3 separate regions of the Mus musculus genome follow, and regions 2 and 3 are each linked to region 1. Evidence: chromatin loops called from intact Hi-C (ENCODE). Cell type or tissue: heart. All regions are shown on one strand.

Region 1 (8,000 bases):
AGAAGGCCACTTGCCTTGTGTTACGGGTTTATGCAAACATTCCTGCTCAGTGTGTAGTGTAGATGCCACCCAGACACAACAGCCAGGTGCTACCTCACAGAAACCGAGCCCCAGTGGGTCTGTGAGGACCAGGCTCTGAGGGGACTTCCTAAAGCCCTTGAGCTGTGCTCCTACAACTGCGCTGGAGGAGAAGCTCGGCTGTTTTCATAACAACTTTGTAAGCCAGTTCAGAACACGTCCTCATCAGCAAAGCGCTGGGTGGCCACATCCCCAGTAGGGAGTCTAGAGAAGATGACGTTGGCTCTAACTTCATCGTAGAGAATGTTCTGCGATGCTCAGCAACTGCCTGGTAATCCTCCACTGTGTGGACTCTGATTTCAGCATTATCTTTCTCTGCTTTCAGCTCCAGCTCAACATTTAAGAGGGCAATCTTGGCGTTCTTAGACTCCTTGGGCCGCGTCTCAAACTTAGCAGAAGAGAAAGTGTTCCTGACCAGGACGCCAGCCACCAGCTAAGACTCCCCTAGGGCTCCACCCCTAGGGCTGCACCTTCTTGATGCAAACCATGTTAAGCTTTAGCAGCTCAGCTAAGCGTCATCACAGCATCCACCCTGTTGGCGAGGGAGGCCTTGTGCTGGGAGGTGAGCACGGAGCTCAGAGCTGTCACCGCTGGCTTTTCTAGCATCTTCCTCTGGTCTGAGTGGCCCCACTCCTCACCCTCAGCGGGAAAGATCCTAGTTCACACAGACCTCACCACTGTGATGGCAGCCACAGGGTGGGTGGTGTGCAGTCAGGTCCTTGAGAGGGCTAGCAATTTCATCATCACGTAGTAGATATAGAACATTATGTCCTACCCCTGCCCTGCAGCTTACCGCATACGCAGGGTGATCCGCTGGTCCTGCAGGGCAGCAACTTCCAACCCTGCTGGATCCTTCAATGATACATCCTGGGCTCTTTGCTAATTAACGATAACTTTCATTATCTTTCAGTAGTGAAAAAGACCTTTTTCATGATTTTGAACACAGCATCTGTCTTTTTTAATGATTTGTTTATAACTCGTCTATTTGGTTTATTTCCACAAAATGAACACAAAACGGAGCAGCAGCCAACGGCCTCTGCACACGTCACCCTGTCAGTGGATCAGCAGAGCTCACGCTGAGGCCCAGTGCAAGTGTGAAGACTGGAGACAGAAACTGAATCTCCAGGTCGTGCTTTCTGTAGTGAGCTCGTCGTCGTGTGAGGAGGTGACCAGCTGATACTCTAGGGCAATGGCCTCACCACCTCATCTGACACAGAGAACAACAAGGTAGTTAATCATCCAAGATCCTCAGCTTGTTCCCCTGGTTACCCCCAGCTGTACCCCTGGTCAGGTGACTCCTGAGATTCATGACATCCACAGCCTCATGCTTGCCTCTTCTCTGCCTTTTTGGATATCTGGGCTCAGGGATGACATTGTCTCAGCCCCTGGGCTCTGTAATATCTGACTCCCCACACTCTCCTGTCTAAGGAACACACAAGCAGACTCCTGTCTATAGATGTCTAGAGGACCCTCCTGCACCCTTCACACACCCTGCTGTCAACTTCACACATGTGAGTACACCTTTTGGGGACGTTGTGGAAATGGAGCTACTGAAACGTAGGACACAGTCACTTGCTGTTTCAAAAGGACAATGCTCTCCATGAAGATTCAGTCGAGTGCCAAGATTTTACTAACACAAAGGAAAAAGTGCTGCGGTGTGGCTTTAATTTAAACTTCTCTAGTTAAGTGAGGTTATACATCCCTGTCTTTGTGTGTGTGTATGAGCCATCTGTAGTTCATCTTCCAGAACATTCAGCTCTAATCTTCATCCGCACCTCCATTAGATAGACAGGCCACTTCTAGCACATAATTAAGTTCCACTTGTTAGAGTTTGTGGGCTTTTCAGTTTTATTTTACTGACCTAATTAGCATCTGATGCTTATCTATCAGTCAGTCTATCTCACTATCTCCCATCTGTCTGTCTGTCTGTCTGTCATTTCTCTACCTTACAGAATTAGCCTTAAAGATTAAGTGAATTCAGAACACTAGGTTCACAGATGTGTCTGTCCAGTAAACTTCAGGGATCAGCAGCAATGACTCTTCATCTTCTATAATCACAGACAAGGTAGGGTTAAATCCTGATATTCCACAGAGTAAAGAACTTGCAGTTCACCCCTGACTTAGTAGTTCCCAAGCTGCCTCTGTGAATACAGTTCACTCCCTTCCCCCAGGCTCAAACTTCCCATTTCCTGCTGGCTGAACTTCCTCACACCTGCCTCCAACATGGCTAACCCCTCCCACCTTGCTTCTTTAAGGACTTCAAGGGCTCCCGCACCTGAGAACCAACAGAAGGAAAGGGGTTGGGGGATTGGAAGGAAAAGCCTTGTTTCCAGGGCATTTGGGAACCAAAGCCAACTGTAGCATCCTCCCGTTGCTAGGATACAGATAGACTCTGTATAGAGTCCCTGCCTGGAAACAGAGAGAGGGAGACTAGCTTGCACCAGTTGCTATGGTGAGAAGGGAAGTTCTCTCCATGCCCATTGGTTCCGGGCATGTCATGAGGCCAGAGCTACTTAGAGGCTAAAAGCACCTCATCGAATCACCCCGCTTTAACTTCATGCTTAGTTGTGTGCATCCAGTCCCAGGGCCTTACAAAGATTGGTGAGGAGAGAAAGAGGGCGCTGATCAACTCCGCAGCCTGGAAAATCAAGTCTTTAGAGAAAACTCCATCTTTTCAAATACCTGCTTCTATACGGTCCTCAAGCTAACTGCACTTTGAAATATTAGACCTAGGGCAGTTAGCTAGCACTGCTAGCCCAGTGTTTGTCGAAATGTTATCCCCCAGCCATCTGCTAAGTCAGCAGCTTTGTGGGCCGAGGAAGGACAGACGGGGGGGGGGGGCAATCTGTAATTTTTGAAATAGTGATTTTATTTATAGTTAGGTGAGGGAGGGCAAATACTCTCATTATGAAATTGCTCTTATATCATTATATTGAGTCTGATGGTGCGCCCTGTGAGCTTGGTGGAAGTGTTCCTTCTTCATTTCATGTACTAAGGGTAGAAAGGTCACTAGGAGTCCGCTGGCCAGGGTTCGCACCCCAGTTCCACTAAGTAGCCTCATTGCAAGTTACTTAATGCTTCCAAGCCTAATGATCTGGCACAGGCAGACGCCGAGAACCATGGTAAAACATGATTCATGGCTGACAGACCTTTGGTGACGTTCACAAAGGTCAGGTTTAAGCTGTAGAAAGGAAAAAGCAGGCACATCCAGCTCCAGGGCCACCGGAAACAAGGAGCCTGCACAGATGGTGCTCAGCGGCAAGGCCCACAGCTGGCCACAAGAGGGCAGACTGACCCCAGGGAGGGCCATGCCATATAACTTCACAGGGAGCACCGCCTTTATCCTGGTCTTAGGCCTGACTGACATCTGACCCCCAAAATAACAAATTAATAACACCCCAACCAATATCGGGCCCCAAATCAAGTTGATGCCCCAAATCCTGTAAACACCATTCTTTTGTCTAATTGCCTGGCTCAGATGCGAGACAGTGGAACCCAACTACCAACCTTCACATTCGACTATGGTCTCATTCCAACACCAGTGACTAACCGCATGAATCCAGTTTTCCAGTGTAGGAAGGGATCCTGAAACTCTGAAAGCTTCAAGCCACTCTCTGAGATCCCCAGAACTCTCTTATTATGTATGTTTCCTCATAAAGAGGGGAAATATCTCCAAATGCGTTCTGGTTCCTACCAGTCTCCTCGCCCCAGAGCTGCCTTCCCCATTTCTTTCTCCGCAACGGCAAATACTTAAACATGAGGGAATTTAAACAACTTCTTAGCTTTCTACAGTCTTATAGAGCCGTGAGTTACTCTATAGTTAGATAGTAGCCTTATCTGTCGTTGTCGTCCCCGCCCCAGCCCCACCCCCGCAGCCCCCACCCCAAAGAAGAAACTGTTACAGCGGAGCAGATAAATGTGCCTAAAATGACTCAGCAAATTAGTTCAGAATGGATGCTCAGTTTTTTTTGTTTTTTTTTTTTTGTCTCTTGGGAACTTCAGTGGTCTATTTAACATGTCACAATTCTTTACCCTAAAGGCCAGAAAACCAGGGTTGGGGAAGGAAAAATGTCAGTGGCAGCTTGTGCTACGTGACAGTTTGTTGCCTCTGTGAGAGGCTGTGTGACAGACACCCTGTCCAAGGAGCGCTGTGGCTTCAGCAGAAGAAACACTCAAACCATAGAAAAAAGCCCCCAAGTGATCCAGCTTTAAGCCCTGCAGAAAAGGGCCTCAGATCACAGCCCTCACCTGGGTAATGAGAGACTCTGGACACCCTGAGGGCTCCTCTCCAACACGTGACTATAAAGTAAGACAGCTCTTACCCGACGGAGCAAGCCCATGGCCTCTAAATGAGCAGCCCCGGGGAAGCCACTGTGCAAAGAGAGAGGTTTCTCTGGGGATCTTCGCAGTTTGCATTCCTACCGCATACAGTTTTTATTTTCTTTTCTTAAAGATGTATTTTATTATATATAAATTCACTGTAACTGTCTTCAGACACACCAGAAGAAGGTATCAGATCTCATTACAGATGGTTGTGAGCCACCAAGTGGTTGCTGGGATTTGAACTCAAGACCTCTGGAAGAGTAGTCAGTGCTCTTAACCACTGAGCCATCTCTCCAGCCCCAGATCAGTTTTTAAAAAGCAATAAAGGGAGCTGTGTCCCAGTTGGCAGTAGCCAGCCCCTCCATGTCTGATCGACTGTGACAAGAGGACACTCTGGGGTCTGTGTGAGTTCTCTATGTGATGCACAGCAGTGGAATTATCTAGTGTTACGTTTTTCTGAATATGTCTGTCACTGGGACATATTATTGTACTGGGCATAAAAGTGAGTCACTGAGTCGATGCCATGTGGTTTAAACATCAGACCACACCATCTGGTAGAAAAGACTCACTCTTTACAGAGTCAGCCAGAAGAAATGTTTTTTTTAATCAATGTTTTCATTATTGACAGACACCAAACCTCACCACCTCTTGCTCTTAACCCTTTACATATACAGACGGGTTTCTCCTTGGTTTCCCAGATCTTGTCTAAATTTATCCGAAGAAAAAGCCACTTTTCTCAGATCAAATCCAATGACTTTACCAGACGTACAAAAACCCTGTGAGGTGCAAACTAATACATTTAACATCTTGATGTAGTGGCAACACAAAGGTCGCCATAATATCACCATGATAAATTGTCAATATAAACAGTATTGAATACCAGAGGATGTGATGCCAACCAACCATACAAGAGACAAGTAGAAGTGCCTCCCTGCAGAGTCATGTGTGTGCATGTGTGTGCACTCATGTGTGTATGTCTGCGTGTGTTTGTATGCATGTGTGTTCACTCATATGTGTGTGTGTGTATGTGGGCACATGCACTCCTGCATGTGTGTGTGCATGTGTGTACATGTATATATGTGCCGGGCAGTGGTGGCATATGCCTTTAATCCCAGCACTCGGGAGGCAGAGGCAGGTGGATTTCTGAGTTTGAGGCCAGCCTGATCTACAGAGTGAGTTTCAGGACACCAGGGCTACACAGAGAAACCCTGTCTTGAAAAACCACAAAACAAAAACAAAAACATGTATCCATGTACAGCAGTCACTGGCTAGAACACAGGACTCTCTGGCAGTTATGCCAAGGTGTAAATTTCATTTGCTGTTTGGGTGTGTCCAGGGAAAAATGTGTAGTCTGTTTATCCTTTACTCCATAATCTTAGCCCAAGGGATTTACCAGATAGCAGCAGCACTATCAAGATCCCGAGTTCAGCTCTTCCCCAGAGCGTTCAGCATGTCCTGAACAGAGAATCCTTGGCCTCCCTCCCTCCTTTTCAGCCTCAGGAGGAAGTCCGGTGCCCATTCAGTTCCATTACAACACTCACCAAACTCCTCTCGTCTGGACTCAGATTGAAAGAAGTGAGGCTGTGCGGCTGATGGGTCAGGGTCTCCATGGGGCTCCTCCTGAGGTGTGCACTCAGACGTGTTCACAGTCCTCTGTGTGCGTGAGCACAGGTCTGAGCTAGCGTCACGGCTTCCCTTCATCACTGCTGCCCACTGATGGCCTCTGTATGGTTCAGTGGTTAAGAGCACTGGCTGCTCTTCCAGAAGTCCTGAGTTCAAATCCCAGCAACCATATGGTGACTCACAACTATCCGTAATGGGATCCAATGCCTTTTTTTTCTGGTGTGTCTGAAGACAGCTACAGTGTACTCATATACATAAAATAAATAAATACATCTTTAGAAAAAGAAAAGAAAAATGACCTTTGGTAAGACAGAAAAATTAAGATGTCTTGTTCCCTATGACATCCCTGCATGGAAGGTTCCACACTCTTACTCGGTACATATTTATCTACATGACTAGGTTACACACAGCCATACAGCCGTGTCTGGGATGACGTCTCTTCTCATGTCTGCTCATTTTCTGCTGAGACCTTGCACATCTTCCTCATTGTCCTCAGTTTCGAGTTTAGCTAACTCAGCGTTCAGTCCAGGACAATGTGCTCTTTAAAGCTGTTGCCTTCCATCTACAGCATTCCTATTTATCACCTTATTTTTATACATGGTCATTAAAATATAATTACATCACTTCCATTTCCTCCCTTTGGCCCCTTTCAAGTCTCCTCTCTTCAGCTCATTCCATGACACCCCGCCCCAATTCTCAAAGCAATAGCCTCTTCTTCCCTCTGATTATTATTGATACACACATGGGTGCACACATAATTATGTTATGCATGTGCATACACTACATATATGTGTGTATATATGCATCTAAATGCATTTGTGAGTATACACAAATATATAAATACAACCTGCGATCCTTTATCATACAACAGTAGCCCTTAAAGGAGACTATGCCAGTAGTCCAGCTGAAGGCCCGCCCTTGGCTTTTATTTGCCTCCTTGCCTCCCTAGGCTCTGCCATCAAGCTTATTCTCTCATTATCATATTATCTGCACACTGGAAAGTATACCTGAAGGATTAAATTATAATATGTATTCACTAGAGTACATCAGGAAAAATTGTATTATGCTTCATATCACGACTACATCAGGAGACGCTGAACAGTTAGTCGTTCCCATTAGTCAGGCTAAAATTGCCTGCTGAACTAGGAGGGGTGGCAGGCTGCTCTATAGGGATAGAAAATAACTTCAAATTGACAAATTATTCTCCAGACTCTGAATGTTTAGGCCAGTATCCTGATTCAAAATCTACAGCATAAGTAAGTAACACAAAGCAGACCGGTAAGTATGAGCCCAACAGCCAAAGGCAGGGCAATGCGCAGGGACGTGCCTCGTCTCATGGTCAGTCAGAACAGCACAGCATCCAGGGGCCTCTGCATTCCGTATCTGTGAGATAAAACCTGAAGTCGGAGCTAGGAAAGTCAGCCCTGGGTATCATGTAGTCTTTTGTAGTCTCTATCCTGCAAAGCTCCTCACGGGAGATGATCCAGGATTCTGCCTTCTCTTTTAATACTCACAAGCCACAGTGATAATGCCGGGCTTACACATGCAAATCCTTCAGAAACTGGAATGTACTTGATCCTCCCTGGAGGAGCCTGATCTAAGTACCTGTGTGAGCTGCAGTTGCAAGGTGGAAATTGCCAGCCCAACCAAACCGCAACCAAGCGCTTTGGTCTCATCTTCCCGTCCATCTATTCAATCTTTCCTCACTCTGGTGGCATAGGACTCTGTGACAAGGACTCCCTGCAGGTGACACTGAGACATCAAATGAGACCCTTTTGAGTATTCACACCATCGGGCCACCAGAGTATGATCCAGTGATCTTGTCAGCCATGACAGTTCACATTAGATTGTTCGCTTCTTCAGAATGAAAAAGGCACAGAGAAAACATAATGCTGTCTGCCCTCTGAAAGCTTTCCCCTGTCCCTACCAGGTAAAGAGGAGAATCAAGAAGCCTCCCAGGCCCCACATGGGAAACA
Region 2 (8,000 bases), 530 kb after region 1:
CGAGCTGCTGAATCGAAGGAAACTTGAGGTGGGGCCCAGTGGTTTGTGTTTTTGCAACCCTGAAGTTTAAGGACTGCGGGGTGGATAAGGCAGGCTTTGGATGATGCTCAACCCCGTGGCTTACGCTGGCTAACCAGGACCTTCACACTTCACACTGCCTCTTAAGAAGGGTGTTGGAATGCCAGGAAGGGATACCAACAGGGGCAGTGAGAGTTTGCCCAAGTTTATCTAAATATGCAGACTGTTGTTTTCTTTGGAACCTTGGTTCTTTTTTTTTTTTTTTTTATCAATAGCATATAGGATAGTTCTGAGGGCACAGATGCCACAAGTAAGTAAGACTGTTCATTAACACAGCCAGAAAAATGGCTTTGCTCTGATTTGGCCACGCCCAGTGGCAAGAAATACACACGAACTGACTGCTCTCCAAAATATACATATAAGTGTGTTTAACCAGGACAGCTATTTCACAAAATAACACTCAGACCGTGTATTCCCTGTGCTGTTCAATTTGATGTGTCCTGGTCACAACCCATCTAGTCGGTGACATGACTCCCTGATGAAGCCTACCCTGCAGGGGCGCTATTGTTGCAGTTCCTGTCTAGAACAGGAAGAGAGCCGGGCAGCCTCACAGTCTATGTCAGGGGGCTTGGGTTCCCTGTCTGCGCTGCCTCGCTTTGCTGAGTAACCTCTGGCCGTTTACTTGTGGTTTCTGGTCCTTATACTCCTCGTCTGTCAGTCACAGTGACAAGTGAATGACAACCCACCTCGCATGCCTGGCTGTGTCAGCCACAGTCTTACTTGTAGGAGAGAAACACACACACACACACACACACACACACACACACACACACACACACATACACACACACACACACACGCACACACACACTTTATGTACCATTTTTTTCCCAGAACACTGTCAGTTAAGTAACTCAAATAGCCACCAAAACCACCAGAGTGTTTAGAAATTATTTTTTCTTTACCATAGATGATGATAGGTGCCCTCTGCAGTCCTGATACTTAGAAATACTTATGTGCCATCATATTATTCTAAAAATGTATCCAAAAATCTGTGCTTTCCACCTCACATAGGTTTGTTTGCCTCAGTATAAAAATTGTGCCCCCCCCCCCCCATCTTGTGGGTACTGAGCTGACAGAAGATGCTTTTAGTATCACGGGATCCCAAGTGAGGGTATTCGGAAGACGTGTGCCTATACTTGTTCTGTACTTGACATGTTGACATGCAGGCTTTCCTTGAATATGCACACCTCCCCCCCCCCCCCCCCCCGCCACCAGTGACTAGGGCTTTGTCTTAGTTAGGGTTTTACTGCCGTGAACAGACACCATGACCAAAGCAACTCTTATAAAGGACAACATTTAATTGGAGCTGGTTTACAGGTTCAGAGGTTCAGTCCATTATCATCAAGGCAGGAACATGGCAGCATCCAGGCAGGCATGGTTCAGGAGGAGCTGAGTGTTCTACATCTTCATCTGAAGGCTGCTAGCAGAATACTGGCTTCCAGGCAGCTAGGGTGAGGGTCTTAAAGCCCATGCTCACAGTGACACACCTACTCCAACAAGGCCACACCTCCTAATAGTGCCATTCCCTGGGGCGAGCCTATATAAACCGTCACAGGCTTCCTTTTCCTGTCTTTAGCACCACAAGCTAGCAGGCAGCCCATGGAAGGGCCACGGGTTGGCTATCCGTTCCCGTGCGTGTTAGTTACCATGCACTTGTCTTTCCTGAGGTCATGATTGTGGTTGGTGGCCAGGCACCCAAGGCGATCCGCAGCGTGGAGTGCTATGACTTCGAGGAGGGCCGCTGGGACCAGATAGCCGAGCTTCCCTCCAGAAGATGCAGAGCAGGTAAGCGGCCCTGGCCAGCCCTGACTCACCTGGGTTCCCAGCAGCTCTTCCTCAGCTGATGTCTGCCTCATGATGGCCGTGACAGCCATGAAGCCTTGCTCCTTATCACTGCAGACCCCCTTCCTACCTGCACTGTGGGGCTACTTGCTTTGAAGTCAGTTCTTATGTGCTTATGAGTTTAAGCTGATTCTGGACTTTGCACAAGTCAGGTGATATTAGACAAATACGGGAGAGCTGAGTCCCGTAATCACTCTCAGGTGTCTCGAGCTGGTGGTAGCCTCCCCAGGAGGCTGTCATAAGCCTACCTTGTCACCCATCAGGTTGGGCAGTCATCCCCATCCCCGACTCTCATGCCCTGTGTTCCTGCATCACAGGTGTGGTGTTCATGGCAGGCCACGTGTATGCCGTGGGTGGCTTTAACGGCTCTCTGCGGGTCCGGACAGTGGATGTGTACGATGGAGTGAAGGACCAGTGGACGTCCATTGCCAGCATGCAGGAGCGCCGGAGCACCCTGGGTGCGGCCGTGCTCAATGACCTTCTCTACGCAGTCGGAGGCTTCGACGGCAGTACCGGTAGGTCCAGGACCACGTTGCCATTCCTTATTCTCTGGGCAACCTTGCTTTGCTCGGTCAGCTCTTGGGCTCGTCTCTGTGCCTTGTAGCGATGCCCCGGGAATGAACCTGTCAGATCTAGTGAGCTCTCCTTCCCCGACACAAGATGCTCACACAGAAAAGGTATCCCGTGGCTCACCACTGTGCAGGTTTCAGTCCATAGCCCGTGTGGACCTGTGGTGAGATCTTTCATCATGGTGCAGTGTGGCCACGTGAAACTGCTCTCTTCATTAGCCAGGAAGCAGGAGGAAGGGGAGAGACTGAGATCTTAAAGGTCACCTCCAGTGCTAAGGATCCTCTCCCAAAGGTCCCGCCAGTTCCCAGCGCCACTACTCGAGAACAAGCCTCCAGTGTAAATGTGGATCTCCAGGGCACTCAGGAACCAGACTCCTAAGTGCTTTCCTCCTCAGTTACGCAGTTCTGTCGGTGGAAACAAGACTTCTGTAGCCATAGCTACTCTGTGACACAATACATCCTGAGGAGGCCCCCGCACGCAGAAGGGTCCCTTCCTTATCTCCCCACACTTAGCCTGTTTCCTCAGAGCATCATGTAGAGGAAGGGGTTTGCCCTGATGGGATCTGCCTCAGGATTCTAGTCTGAACATTTTACAGAGCAGCTGAGGGACCTTAAGATTGGGGCCTAAGGTGCTTGGCTCAGAGCAGGCACTGCACCCCGATTGGCCATCAATTTTTCTATTGTCCCATAGAGCCCTGCAGGCTATATCACTGCTCAGGGGCCCCTCACCCCCGCATTTTATCTCACTTCAAAATTTTCAACCTGGGACCTGGAGAGAGAGAGAGAGAGAGAGAGAGAGAGAGAGAGAACGAATGCACGCATCGGTTGCTCTTCCGCAGGTCCCAGGTTCCTTCCTTCCTTCCTTCCTTCCTTCCTTCCTTCCTTCCTTCCTTCCTTCCTTCCTTCTTTCCCTCCCTCCCTTCCTCTCTCTCTCTCTCTCTCTCTCTCTCTCTCTCTCTCTTTCCTTCTGCTTTCCGAGACAGGGTTTCTCTGTATAGCCCTGGTTGTCCTGGAACTTGCTCTGTAGACCAGGCTGGCCTGGGACTCAGAAATCCGCCTGCCTCTGCCTCCCAAGTGCTGGGATTACAGGCATGTGCCACCCAGATTCATTTCTAAGCATCCGTGTGGCAGCTTACAAGCATCTGTAACTCCAGTTGCAGGGTATCCGATGACCTCTTCTGGCCTCCACAGACACTGCACTCATGGAGTGCACAGACATACATGCAGGCCAAACACTCACACACATAAGAAACAATTGTAAACATTTCAATTTGAAGTGTTAGTGGGTGTGAGTTTGGAGAGAGGACATCTGTGCTTACGTCACCAGACAGGATACTGAGCCAGGCAGTTTATCGAAGACAGTGACTCCATCTACAGCAGTAGTCTCTGTCTCTGAGGGAGATAAATGCAGTGTTGTTTGTTTTGTTTTTCTTTATTGAACGTCTCTCTGACAGCTCCTCAGTGAGCATAAGCTAAGAAGGGCATAGATGGTTATTGCAGTGGAACTTCTTCGGCAGAGGGGAAAGCCTGGCTGACTGCTGTATTACTCCAGAGACGAAGCATGGAATTCAGGGGTCACTGTTCCCAATTGGTCTGACTGCACACAGATACTGGGGCAGAGTACCTTAAGATCCTCAGGGCTTCTCCCATGATCACAATATAGTTTGCTTTGACTCCAGCCAGGGTGCTTGTGTCTCTAGTAGCAAGAAGCGGAAAGAGGTCACCCCTGCATCAGAAATGCCAAGGGAACCCCAGAAATCTTCGTCAGAATTCTGCCTAGGGCTCAGGGTCACCTACCTGCATGGGATCTTGGGAGGTACATTTTTAGCCATCTAGCTTGTAAAATAGAGGAAGACACGGGAAGGGGGTTGGGACTGGTGCCCAGTAGGGGCATCATGGGGCGTTTATTTGGGATCAAATGTCCCATTCTGTAAGTTTAATGGCTCGTATCTATAGTACAGTTAGGGCATACCCCTAGCTTTCTTACCAGCTCCCTTGTATGTCACAGAACCATTGGTAGTCAGTGGTCACCTTGTGCAGATTGAGGAGTTACCATGGCCACACACTAGGCAGAGGTGTACCAAGCTAGATATGGAGTCTGTAGACCTGCCCTCATCTCTTCCTGGTCTCAGCATTCCTCACACGTCATAGCGAGGCCCATGGCTGTAGAAATCCCACCATTCTCTTCTCCCCAGGCCTGGCATCCGTAGAAGCCTACAGCTACAAGACCAATGAGTGGTTCTTCGTGGCCCCTATGAACACACGGCGGAGCAGCGTGGGAGTGGGTGTTGTGGAGGGTAAGGAGGTAGCAGAGGGTGGTGGCTGCTCCTACCCTAGCCCGTGGGTCTTGTCCTGAGTCCAGTATTGTGCTTGATGCCCCCTCTACTGTGGGCTCCACTCTTAAGGTCACTGACCAGAGTTAAGTTCATTGTCTCTAGTAAACAGACTAGGAGGGCTGAGACTGGGTGGGGAAACTCCTGAGCCAAGGCTACGAAGGGGGTCAGCAGGTTGGGGGAGAAAGAGGACACTTGGGGGAAAGTGACAGCCTGTCCCTTGTATCTCTGCTAACAGTGGGGGATGGGAAGGATGTTGGAAGCTCAGAATCAACATACAAACTGGGGTACACTGTAGCAGGGAGGGGTACAAATTATGCTTGCATAATTATTATGTGTTGCATGCTAGCAGGGATGTGAGAAATGCGGGCTTCTTTTTCTCAGGTCTGACATGTCCCCAGATAGGCTAAGTATGGGGTTGTGGCTAAGGCAGGAGGGCGTTCCCTGAAGTTCGTAAAACATCTTTTTTCTTTTACTCATTCTTTCAAGCCATCTGGAAGAACACAGGCAGGACTCCGATTTTTCTCAGTGGGAAACCGAGTCCTTGTCTTATGATAGTAAATAGCAGAGAAGTCCTCAAGGTCTTATGACTCCTAATCTGGAGCCAGAGTCAGGTCTCAATTGCTGATAGGTAGAAGTTTCTGAGTTCAGTCCTGACACAGAGGCCAGGATTCTGTCCCCCTATCAGGATAAGTTGTATCCTCTTGGAGAGATACAAGTTCATTTGTCAGCCACATCCAAGAGCGTTGTCTAGCTGGCTTCTTGTTTCCCTTTTCGTTTCCCTTCTCGTTCCTCAGCCAGGAGCAGCCAACAGACCAGCAGCTAAAAACAGCATGCACATTCAGGAAGAGCCTGCTTGCTTCAGCTGATACAAGATTCGAATGGCTGATAGGGTTAGCGGAGGTGTCTCAATGGTAGAGATTGGAAATCTTGCCCGTGACACGGGCAGTGTCAGTGTGTCTGCTTACAGAAGGGCAGGCAAATGGCTTGCCCTGCAGGTGTAGAGGGAAGCTGGGAGTTTGTTTCTCTTGCCCACCCTGCACCTGACGCTCTATGGGCTGTGTGCTGCCTCATGACGGCAGAAAGTGTTTCTAAGAATGTGCAGGGTGCACTGGAGTGGACTGTGCTTCATAGTGGTTAAGGACTCAGCTTTCCACACAGCCCATTCTCCAGGCACATCCTCACACTACCGAGGCTATGCAGTCTGAATGACCCTTAAGAATTACAGGGTAATTAGCTACTTGCAGCTTAGAAGAATCCCTCATAAGGACAAGGTGAGGTGTGGGTTGGAGTGTAGACAGAAATGCCCAACAGAGCAGAGAATCACAGAGATGGGACCACCTGAGCTGGCACACACGGAGAGGTGGCCCCGGGGGATTTTGTTTGTCAGCTTGGACCTTGTGAGTGAGGAGCTGTGCATGAGTCCTTTTTCAGAAAGGTCAGCTGAAAAGACTTGGAGAAAAACACAGCTCAATGATATAGGATTTCTGGATTGGTAGCCTTGATGGTATAGCGCTGTTTTGGGCCCGAGAATGTGAATTTTCACATCCTGGTTGCACCCTCCACGTTAGGGACTCATTTAATGGCTCACCCAAAATTCTTGATTAAGTAATTCAAACCCTGTACTTATTTAGCCTGCAGCTAGTGTCAATATGGTCTGTGGCTGGTGTCATGATATCCTGTAGATCTGATATCCATAGGTGAAGTAGGGCTTCTTTCCCTGTCCCCGCAGATAGGAACTCTCCTATTGTATCTAAGACTAAATGTTAAACCCCATATATTTGAATCCCTGTCCTCACAGGTCAGATAATGATTCCCCTCTCTTTACTGCACCTAGCGCCTAGCTCCCAGCCCCAGATGGAAATGGCTCTCCCACGGGAGGTCAGCCTTATTTTTATTGAGGGATACTTGATAATACTTCAGGGTTCTTGTATACAGCTCAGAGAACAAAGTTGGCCGGCAGAAAAATCCCAGCTGCCTCAGCCCTGGGTGCACACAGAGCGCTTCCCTTATGGCGTGGGTGGGGCTGGAAGAATATTCTTCTGTATCCTCTTCACTTGTCAGTATGAGCCTATGTCCAGAAAGCCTGATGTGTGGTCATGGTGGAGAGCCTTGTAGCTCCCGTTGCTGGTGTGCTTTAACCTAGCTCCTCAAGCAAGCCTATATCGAACCCCATTGATGCCAAGTGGGTGCTCTGTGCTGGGTACCTGGGCCTCTTTTAGGAAGCTTCAACATTGCTTCTAAGCATCTCAGGGCTTCAGAGCAGGCGGGTATGTGGCGGGGTGGAGGTGGGGTGGGGGAGATGTGCCCTGTGTGTGGAGAGCAAGCTGGGTCCTTCTGGATGATTGAGACAGAGGTACCTCTGTGGGTTAAAAATGGAGCACCAGCCAAGCTCCTCCGGTTCTGTGTCAGTGCCACCAACACCAATCTCAGTCACTTGGTCTATTCCAGGGAAGCTGTATGCCGTCGGGGGTTACGATGGTGCTTCCAGGCAGTGCCTGAGCACCGTGGAGCAGTACAACCCAGCCACCAACGAGTGGATATACGTGGCAGACATGAGCACCCGACGCAGTGGCGCTGGTACGTATGTGAGAGCCTTGGGGCACAGGAGAGCATGGGGGTGGGGTGGAGTGTGTGTGGGTTACAGGCTGAGACTAAAGACCAACCACTGAACCGTGCCTGTTTCCCCTCATCCTGTCTCTTCTCCTCCAGTTGTAAGTAACCTGGCTACTACATGTCCACACACACACACACACACACACACACACACACACACACACACTCGCGCACACACGCACACATGTACACAGACCAGACTTTCCCAGGGACTCCTTGCTCAACATGGAAGGCGTGTCATCTTCACTGCCCCGTTTTGTGTTTGTTTGAGACAATTTCTCCATGGCCCAGGCTAGCCGCCACCCACCCACTCCTCCTCTCACCTTAGTCCACCACTGCTGATTCCTCTGACCAGAGTTTGAAAGTCAGTCTGGCCTGAGGTGGATCACTTTGCCCAAGGTCGTAGAATAGAAGGCTTGCAGAGTTAGAATTCTCTTTCCAAGGTAATTGTGTCTAGCCGTCTAATAATGAGCCTTATTCCCCTGAGGGAGGACAGGTTCTACTGCCCTGGCGTTAGCTAAGAAGCCTAGCTGGCCTGCCTGAAGCCCACGTCTTGGGA
Region 3 (8,000 bases), 130 kb after region 1:
GTAGCTTCACGAAAAGGATGGAAGAGGTCCACGTACCATCCTGGTGCAGACCGAGCACATTTTGCGCCTTGCAGATAACTCATTGTTTATAGATGGAAGGTTTGTGGCAGTCCTGAATCAAGCAAAAGATTGGCATCATTCTTCTGAAAACAGTGCTCACCCTGTCTCCGGTATGTTTTGGTAACTCTCCCAACACAGAGATGTTCTTATTATTGTATGTATCAGGTGATCTCTGCCACCAGCGATCTTTGACATTGCTACTGTAGTTACTTTAGGGACATCACAAACCAGGCCCCGAAAGATATCAAATGAGCGCTGTGTATCTCATCTACCCGCTGACCAGCTATTTTCTGCTTCTCTCTCTCTGTGATTTCTCTTCTACTTGTAACACACTATTCAAATATGGTCCATTAATAACCCACCATGGCCTCTAAAGGGTTCAAAGGAAAGAAAGACTTTCTTACTAAAAACCAAAGCTAGGTGCCAGGCATCACACCTGTAATCCCGACTTTCTGCAAGCTGAAGCAGGAAGACTGTTGTAGGCTAGGCTTCAAAGACATCTCTCCAGGAAAACAAACAAAAAACCCTCCACAAAACGAATTACAAATATATGAATGATTACAACTTAGTGAGCCAGCCCAAAGCTGGACCTTCTGAGCCAAATATTTAGCCAAGTGGTAAATCTGAAAAAAAAAAAAAAAAAAAAAAGTTCTTGAACAAAATTAAAGGTGCGACTGCAGTGAATACAGGAATGAAAATAAAACAGCTGGGCCTGGTGGCGCATGCCTTTAATCTCAGCATTTGGGAGGCAGAGGCAGGTGAATTTCTGAGTTCGAGGCCAGCCTGGTCCACAGAGTGAGTTCTAGGACAGCCAAGGCTACACAGAGAAACCCTCTCTTAAAAAAAAAGACAAAAAAAAAAAAAAAAAAAGAAAGAAAGAAAGAAAGAAAGAAAGAAAGAAAGAAGAGAAAACAAACTACCAGGAGGGCATGGCCCAGACTTGTAGCTTTAGGGAAGTTGAGCTACTGGGAGTTCAAGGCCAGTCTGGGCTAGGTAGTGAGACCTCATCTTGAAAAAGAAAGAAGAAACAGGGATGGTATAAAGTCCTAGTAGAGAAAGTCCTAGTGATCTGGATAGACAAACATTGGCAGAGTGTTCCTTTAAGTGGATGTGAATACAGAGGAAGGCCCAACTCTGACAATGAGCCTAAGACACAAGGAAGCTGCGGGCAAGTTTAAAGCACAAGGCTTAAAGGATGTGAATTAGAGACAGTTATGAGCCACCAGATGTGGGTGCTGAAAACCCAACTCAGGTCTTCCACAAGAGCAGTAGGAACTTGTAATAACTGCTGAACCATCTTTCTAGCCACAGTAAGCAAGCTGTATAGTTGTTGGTTTGGTTTTTCCAGACAGGGTCTCTCTCTGTAGCCCTGGCGGTCCTGAAACTCACTCTGGTCTACATGACCAGGCTGACTTTGAACTCACAGAGATCCACCTGCCTCTGCTTCCCAAGTGCTGGGATAAAAGGTGTGCATCACCACCACCTGAAAGCTATAGTTTTTAAAAATATGCTTTTGTTTTGAGATTAATATAATTACATCTTTCTCTCCTCTCTTTCCTCCTTCCAAATCCTCCCGTGATTCCCCCAACACCCTGATCTCTTTTGTTTTGTTTTGGCTTGGTTTGGTTTGGTTTTTCAAGACAGGGTTTCTCTATATAGCCCTGGCGGTCCTGGAACTCACTCTGTAGACCAGGCTGGCCTCTGCCTCCCAAGTACTGGGATTAAAGGCGTGTGCCACCACGCTCAGCTCTGATCTCTTTTGTATTCATGACTTTTTCTTAGATTGTTGAGCAGGTTGTATTTGTGTACTTAGTGTATATATATGAATGACACTAGAACTATAATAAAACACGCAAAAGCCAGATGGAGATTTGAGTAGGCAGCAAAGTGTTCTGAGATTCCAAGTGAGAGGAAGTTAGGTGTTGCTAAGTAGACATTGGAATTGCCAAGTAGGGCTAGAAAACTAGAAAGATTGCTTAGCAATTAAGAGCACTGTCTGCTCTTCCAGAGGTCCTGAGTTCAATTCCCAGCAACCACAGTGAGGCTCACAACCATCTATACTGGAATCTGATCTCCTCTTCTGGCATGCAGGTATACATGCAGATAGAGCACTCATATACCTAAAAAAAAAATTTTTTTTTAATTTGCCAAAAGCCAAACAATTTTATTTCCCCCAGGTGGCGGTGGTACGCGCCTTTAATCCCAGCATTCAGGAGGCAGAGGCAAGAGTATCTCTGACTTTGAGGCCAGCTTGGTTTACATAGTGAGTTCCAGGACAACACAGAGAAACCCTGTCTCAATGCTCACCTCCAAACACCAACAACAAAACTAAAAATAAAAGGTTTAAAATTTTGTGTGTGTAGAGGTCTCTTGGGGTTTTAGTGCTGGAAAGAGATACCATGACCATGGCAGCTCTTAAAAAGGAAACCACTTCATTGGGGCCGACATAGTTCAGAGCTTCAGTCCATTATCATCATGGTGGAAAGCATGGCAGCATCCAGGCAGGCAGACATGGTGCAAGAGGAGCTGAGAGTTCTACATCTTGATTGCAAGACAGTAAAAGGAGACTGTGTGCCACACTGGGCATAGCTTGAGCATAGGAGACCTCAGAGTCCACCCCTACAGTGACATACTTCTTCCAACAAGGCCACACCTCCTAATAGTGCCACTCCCTGTGGGCTAAGCATTCAAACACACGAGTCTATGGGGAACCATACTTATTCAAACCACATTCTACTTCGTGGCCTCCATAGGCTTGTAGCCATAACATAAAATGCATTTTGTTTGACTTCAAAAGTCCCCATAGTCTATCACAGTCTCAACAATGTTTAAAAGTCGAAAGGCCGAGTCTCATTCATGAAATCTCTTAACTCTAGTTCCCTGTGACATCAAAATCAAAAAGCAGATGACATGCTTCCAACATATGATGACACAGGATACACATTACATTTCAAAATCAGAGGAGATAGCACAGTGAGGAGATGCTGCGTTGAATCAAGACCAAAAGCCATCAGGACAAACCCCAGACTCTACATCGCCATGTCTCATGTCAGAACACTCTTTACATCTCCAACTCCTCTCTGCTTTGTTGACTTGGTTGACTGTAACACACTTTTCTCTCATGGGCTGCTTCTACTCCCTGTTAGCAGCTCTCCTCAGCAGGTATCTCATGGTTTTGGCATCTCCAACATCTCAGGGTCTCCAAGACAATGCAAGTTTCACCTTCACAGCCTCACAATGACCTCTCTGAACCTTCATGCAAGGACACCCCTGACACAAACTGGTCTTCACAACTTTCCTTAGTCTTGGAGGGAGATTCTATAACCCTTTTCTTCTCTCCTTGACCCGAAAACCAGAACCACGTGACCAAAACTACCAAGTTCTACTGCTTGCTGGGGCTGAAAGATGGCCCCCTCATTCAATTACATTTCCACTAGCCTTCTGTTTTCCTTCACTATCTAAACTTGGCTGCCCTGGAACTTGATCTGTAGACCAGGCTGAACTTGAACTCAAGATTCTCCTGCCTCTGCCGTGTTGGAATTAAAAACTTGGACCACCACACCTGAACCTAAACTGTTAACTCCTTTTTACAATTCAGAAGTCTAACAGGGTGGGGTCTTCCTCTGAGCCACTACTCCCTTTATTTCCATTTAATTTCCGACTTTTCTTTAATCTGTTCATTTCCTTGAACTCAGTAGTTATCCTCATTCCTCCCCGTGTCCCTTTTCACTACAGATCTTTATAAGCATGGCACTAACAACCACAGGACACAGTCCACACTAGGCAGTTTTAAATCTCTACAAAAGCAATTAATTCAAAACTCCATTTACCTTCAGGCAGATTGGCTTTTTTCTTTCTTTTGCTTCTTTTTTGACGAGGGCAAAAGGCAGCCACATTCTTTACTAAAATAACACAAGAAAGATCTCTAGGCAATATACTAAAATTCTTCTCCTCTGAAGCCTCTGGAGCCAGGGGCCCATAGCTCAAATCACCCTTAGCCCGCTGTCTTCCATGCTTTTATTAGGATTGCCCAATAAGCAGCACTTGAAACATGGCACTGCTTTCCAAAGTCCATGCTCTCCAAACAAAACATGGCCAGGCCCAGCACAGCAACACCCCAGTCCCTGGTACCGACTGTCTCAGGGTTTCCATTGCTGAGGAGAGACACCATGACCACGGCAACTCTTCTAAGGACATTTAATTGGGGATGGCTTACAGGTTCAGAGGTTCATTCCATTCATCAATCTCTACACACACACACACTTTTACAATTTTAAAAGTACATCTCCCAAACATAATCTAGTACAGCAAAAGGAAATAGTCTAGTCTCTTTAAAACAATAACACAAATAACTCATATGCAAAGCCAATTCGCAGGATCCTGGAAACGTATCAGGATACTATCTCAAAAGCCAGAGCCATCCTCACAGCTCAGCAGGTACAAGGTGCGTGCAGAGCCTGAGGATTTTACCCCATGAATCCACACAGCAGGAGAAAGCCAAGTGTCCCAGGCTGCCCTCTGACCTATACACACAGTAAATGGAAGATATCTAAATCACAGTACAATTTTTTTTAATATTCAACTTATTAGAGGTAAAATTACTAATTTTCAATTCCTAACTTTCAGTAATATCTCACTGGGGAACATCAACTCTTTATTAAATTTTATTTCATTGTGTGTACCTTTATGTATGGGAGGGAGCACACACGTTTTGGCATGCAGGTGGAAATCAGAGGCCATCTTGTGGGAGAGTTTTCGCTTTCCAGCATGTGGTACCAGGAATAGCATCAGGTTGTCAGGCTCAGCAGCAAGCACCTTTACCCAACAAACTGCTGTCAGTCCATCACTATTCTTTATCAATTTTAGGTTTATCCAATGACAAGTGGAAAACAAGTTTCTCAGCCAGAGTGGGTCAGCTAAACCCTTCAACAAGGACTGGGGATATGGCTCAGTTGGTAGAGCATTTGCCTAGCACGCACAGGTAAAAATGTACAACCCTAAATCTAGCACTTGGGTGGTGAAGGCAAGAGACCAGAAACTCGAGGTCACTCTCAGCTATACAAGAGAGTTTGAGGACAGCCTGTGTATGAGATCCAGTTTCCAGGGAGGGAAAACAAAAAAATAAACAAAACAAACAAACATCCCAAGGATCTAGAGATGTAACTATGGTAGAAACTTGCTAGCATTACAAGACTCTGGGCCAGTATCACCAAAATATAAACATTCTTTCACATATTTTGATTAAATATCTTTATTTTTAAATGTCATTTATTTAGTACGTGTGTGTGTGTGTGTGTCCTCTGCCACCTGTGTAGAGGACTACCAACGGATTCTGGAAGCAGGGTCTCGCCTTTTGCCTCGAGAGACCAGATGGTTAAACTCCAGTTACCACACTTGGCAGACACTGTGTCTGTCAACCGCGGAGCTGCCCCAGCTTTAAGCTCTGAAGCTTTTTCTTACAGAATTCCAAAACTGAGAATACACAAATTTGATTCCAAATATTTGCCTGTTTTAAAGTGTGCTCCAATAGCATTCTGGCAAATTATTTATTCAACCGTTTCTTTAGGTTCTCCACGTGTTCCATACCAACATCTTGCAATTCCAGCACCACCCCTTTACATGAAGAAGGATCGTATGAAATAGTCATCAGGCAACACAAATCGATCAGATCTCGCTGACATTTCTGTAACCCTTCTAGGAATGTTTTATATTTAAGAGGGTCCTTTCTTAATTGTTTCATTTCTGGTACTGAATACCCTATCATACTGGTAAGTATTTCGTCTATAAAATCTACATCTAGATATGCAGTACCATCAGAAACTTTTGCAGTTACACCCCAAAAGCCACCAGAACTTGAGAGATTTCCAGTTAAAGTGACAATAAACGCTTTGACTGTCACAGTAGTAACTTCCTTTGGCTTTCTGGCCATTAGAACAGACAAATAGATAAAGGGTGGAGAATGTAAGTCCATGCCAATAGATAGATAAGTATTATTCTCAAATGATCTTGAAGAACAAGCCTGGAAAGGGTGGCCATTTTCTTTAGAAATTTGTGAACTCTTTTCTGATAGGTCCAGCTTTCTGTTTAATATTTTATTACGTAAGCAATGTACATTTGAACTGCTGAGGGTCTGTTGTGCTGCATCATCTACTTCTGAAATCTTACTGTCATTTGTAAAATCATGAGCTGAGAATCTCTTATGATGGTTTCTAGTAGATGCACAATCAAAAAATTTGTCTTCATGAATCATTTGTTCAGATGTTTTTTCATCAAAATTGCTGTTTCCTTGTTTATGAATCAAAGCTGTGTGGTTCAGACTACTAGGTTTATGTGAAAAAATCTCCATACATTTACCAGTGTTTTCCTTCAAAGTTAGTGGCTGCGATGCTTTTGTTTCCATCTGTTCTTTCTGGACAGTCTCTTCCAAAAGCAAGGCCTCTTCCAGTGAAAAGTCATCAAATTCTCCATCAGTGAAATGCGTGGGCTGGTTTGGTGGTTTCTCCTTTGGCCTTGAAGAAATGTTACATCCTGGCTCAAAACCAGACGGATTTGTCGGAGTAGTATTTGAGGAAGTGCCTGTGCTGAAACAGCTTCTTTCCATAGCCACGTCATTATTTGCTGCAGACTCTTCACTTTCATCAAGACTTGCCAAGAGTTCTTCATCCGAGGGCCCCAAAACAGCATCTAAGCCCCCTGAAACTTTGGGCACGTTGTGAATGGAATTATTTGGAATGACTGGAACTGTAGGATCAAGTTCCCCAATTAATCTTGCAAGTACTTTTTCTTGGGCATTTTCTTCTGAAAGACCATCTACCTCACCCCCTAGCACCTTCACATTTTCTGGTTTCAGTAAGAGAACACCAAGACGGAACAAAATGCATCCACGAACTAAAATTTTTGTACCTGGAGGAAGACCACTATGGAGAGCTGGGATAGACTGATACTCCATTCCCTGAATGTGTGTGACACCATCAGTGAGCTGTAGCATCAGCATCCGAGAAGGCCTCACTTCCCATGGTTTTGGAGTACTCTGCGTTTCAGCTGAGACGAGATCATTGGTTGTATTCTTTCCTCTCAGCTTCTGTATCTGTGAATAAGCAGGCTGACTCACATCAACCAAAGAATTGATCTGTAGAGCATAAAACCCATTCAGTTCTCCCTTTGGCAGTTCTAAAATGTCATCAGGTAAGAGAGGATGTTCCAAGTCTCTCAGGTCAGTAAGAAGCCATTGCTCCAACACTTGTTTATTTATTTGTGCCTGACTCAAAGTAGCATTATTATTTTCTTCTTGGATCCAGTTAACACAAGCTTCCAGCCACATTGGAGGTACCTTAACATGCCATGTTGCCAAAAGCCAGGTTTCAACTCTTAATACAGCACTAGCTACACTCATTTCTTTTAAGTAAGAGGATCCACATCTACCTGTAAACAAAAAGAAAAGAGACTCAATATATTTAGTTACACTCACTTCTTTTAAATAAGAGCATATGTGTCCCCTTGAAAACAACAGAAAAAAGTGGGCACATTCTCTGAAAACAAAACGGAGGGCGATACTTAAAGCTACACTCATTTCTTTTAAATAAGTGTACGTGTCCATCTGAAAACAAAACAAAAGGTGACTCAATACACTAAAGCCAGCGCCTGTGCTTCTCAGTACAAACAGGCTGAGTCACTATCCCTTTACACTTCTCTCTTTCCAGCATTAGAAAAATCCTTGCTCTCTACCTGGAAGCTACTCAAACCTTAGCTCAGACAGTATAATGAGAAAGACAAATGTTTAAGTTAGGGTGCAAGCTTCATGGCCTAATGTCAATTCTTTAACTTCTCTAACTCAGTATTTTCATCAGCACCACCATCTGCCTTACAGGGCTGCAGAAAAATTGATATGCATGATAAAGTGTAATGCCAGACCTCTGAAAGACACTGGGCTATTACTATAT

The links. Peaks named below come from ENCODE experiments on the same cell type or tissue, not always from the same donor. Only the 100,000 strongest peaks of a DNase experiment are listed, where the experiment ranks them.
Region 2: it touches region 1 in a loop (4-fold over the local background); 3 of 42 quality-filtered maps call a loop at or near these places.
Region 3: it touches region 1 in a loop (2.3-fold over the local background); 12 of 42 quality-filtered maps call a loop at or near these places.

Annotation. Positions count from the first base shown.
Region 1 is chr13:58,538,724-58,546,723 of GRCm38, reverse strand. Gm38494 (a long non-coding RNA gene) reads left to right here and starts at 247. Exons shown (of 3, transcript XR_382518.4): 1 at 247-640; 2 at 1,102-1,305; 3 at 1,507-1,753. It also overlaps the pseudogene Gm3131. In heart, a CTCF peak has its summit at 3,357 (motif pointing right); a DNase peak (open chromatin) is centred at 3,383; H3K27ac peaks cover 1,384 bases; H3K27me3 peaks cover 1,745 bases.
Region 2 is chr13:58,013,235-58,021,234 of GRCm38, reverse strand. Klhl3 (kelch-like 3) reads left to right here. Exons shown (of 15, transcript NM_001362415.2): 9 at 1,749-1,866; 10 at 2,241-2,438; 11 at 4,688-4,789; 12 at 7,277-7,405. Among named protein-coding and RNA genes, the nearest start is that of Mir874, 6.0 kb to the left of the region's middle. In heart, a CTCF peak has its summit at 3,675 (motif pointing left); no DNase peak of the experiment used is centred here.
Region 3 is chr13:58,407,392-58,415,391 of GRCm38, reverse strand. Rmi1 (RecQ mediated genome instability 1) reads right to left here. Exons shown (of 3, transcript NM_028904.3): 3 at 4,243-7,482. The coding sequence starts at 7,453. The coding sequence ends at 5,603. Among named protein-coding and RNA genes, the nearest start is that of Rmi1, 8.8 kb to the right of the region's middle. In heart, a CTCF peak has its summit at 4,801; no DNase peak of the experiment used is centred here.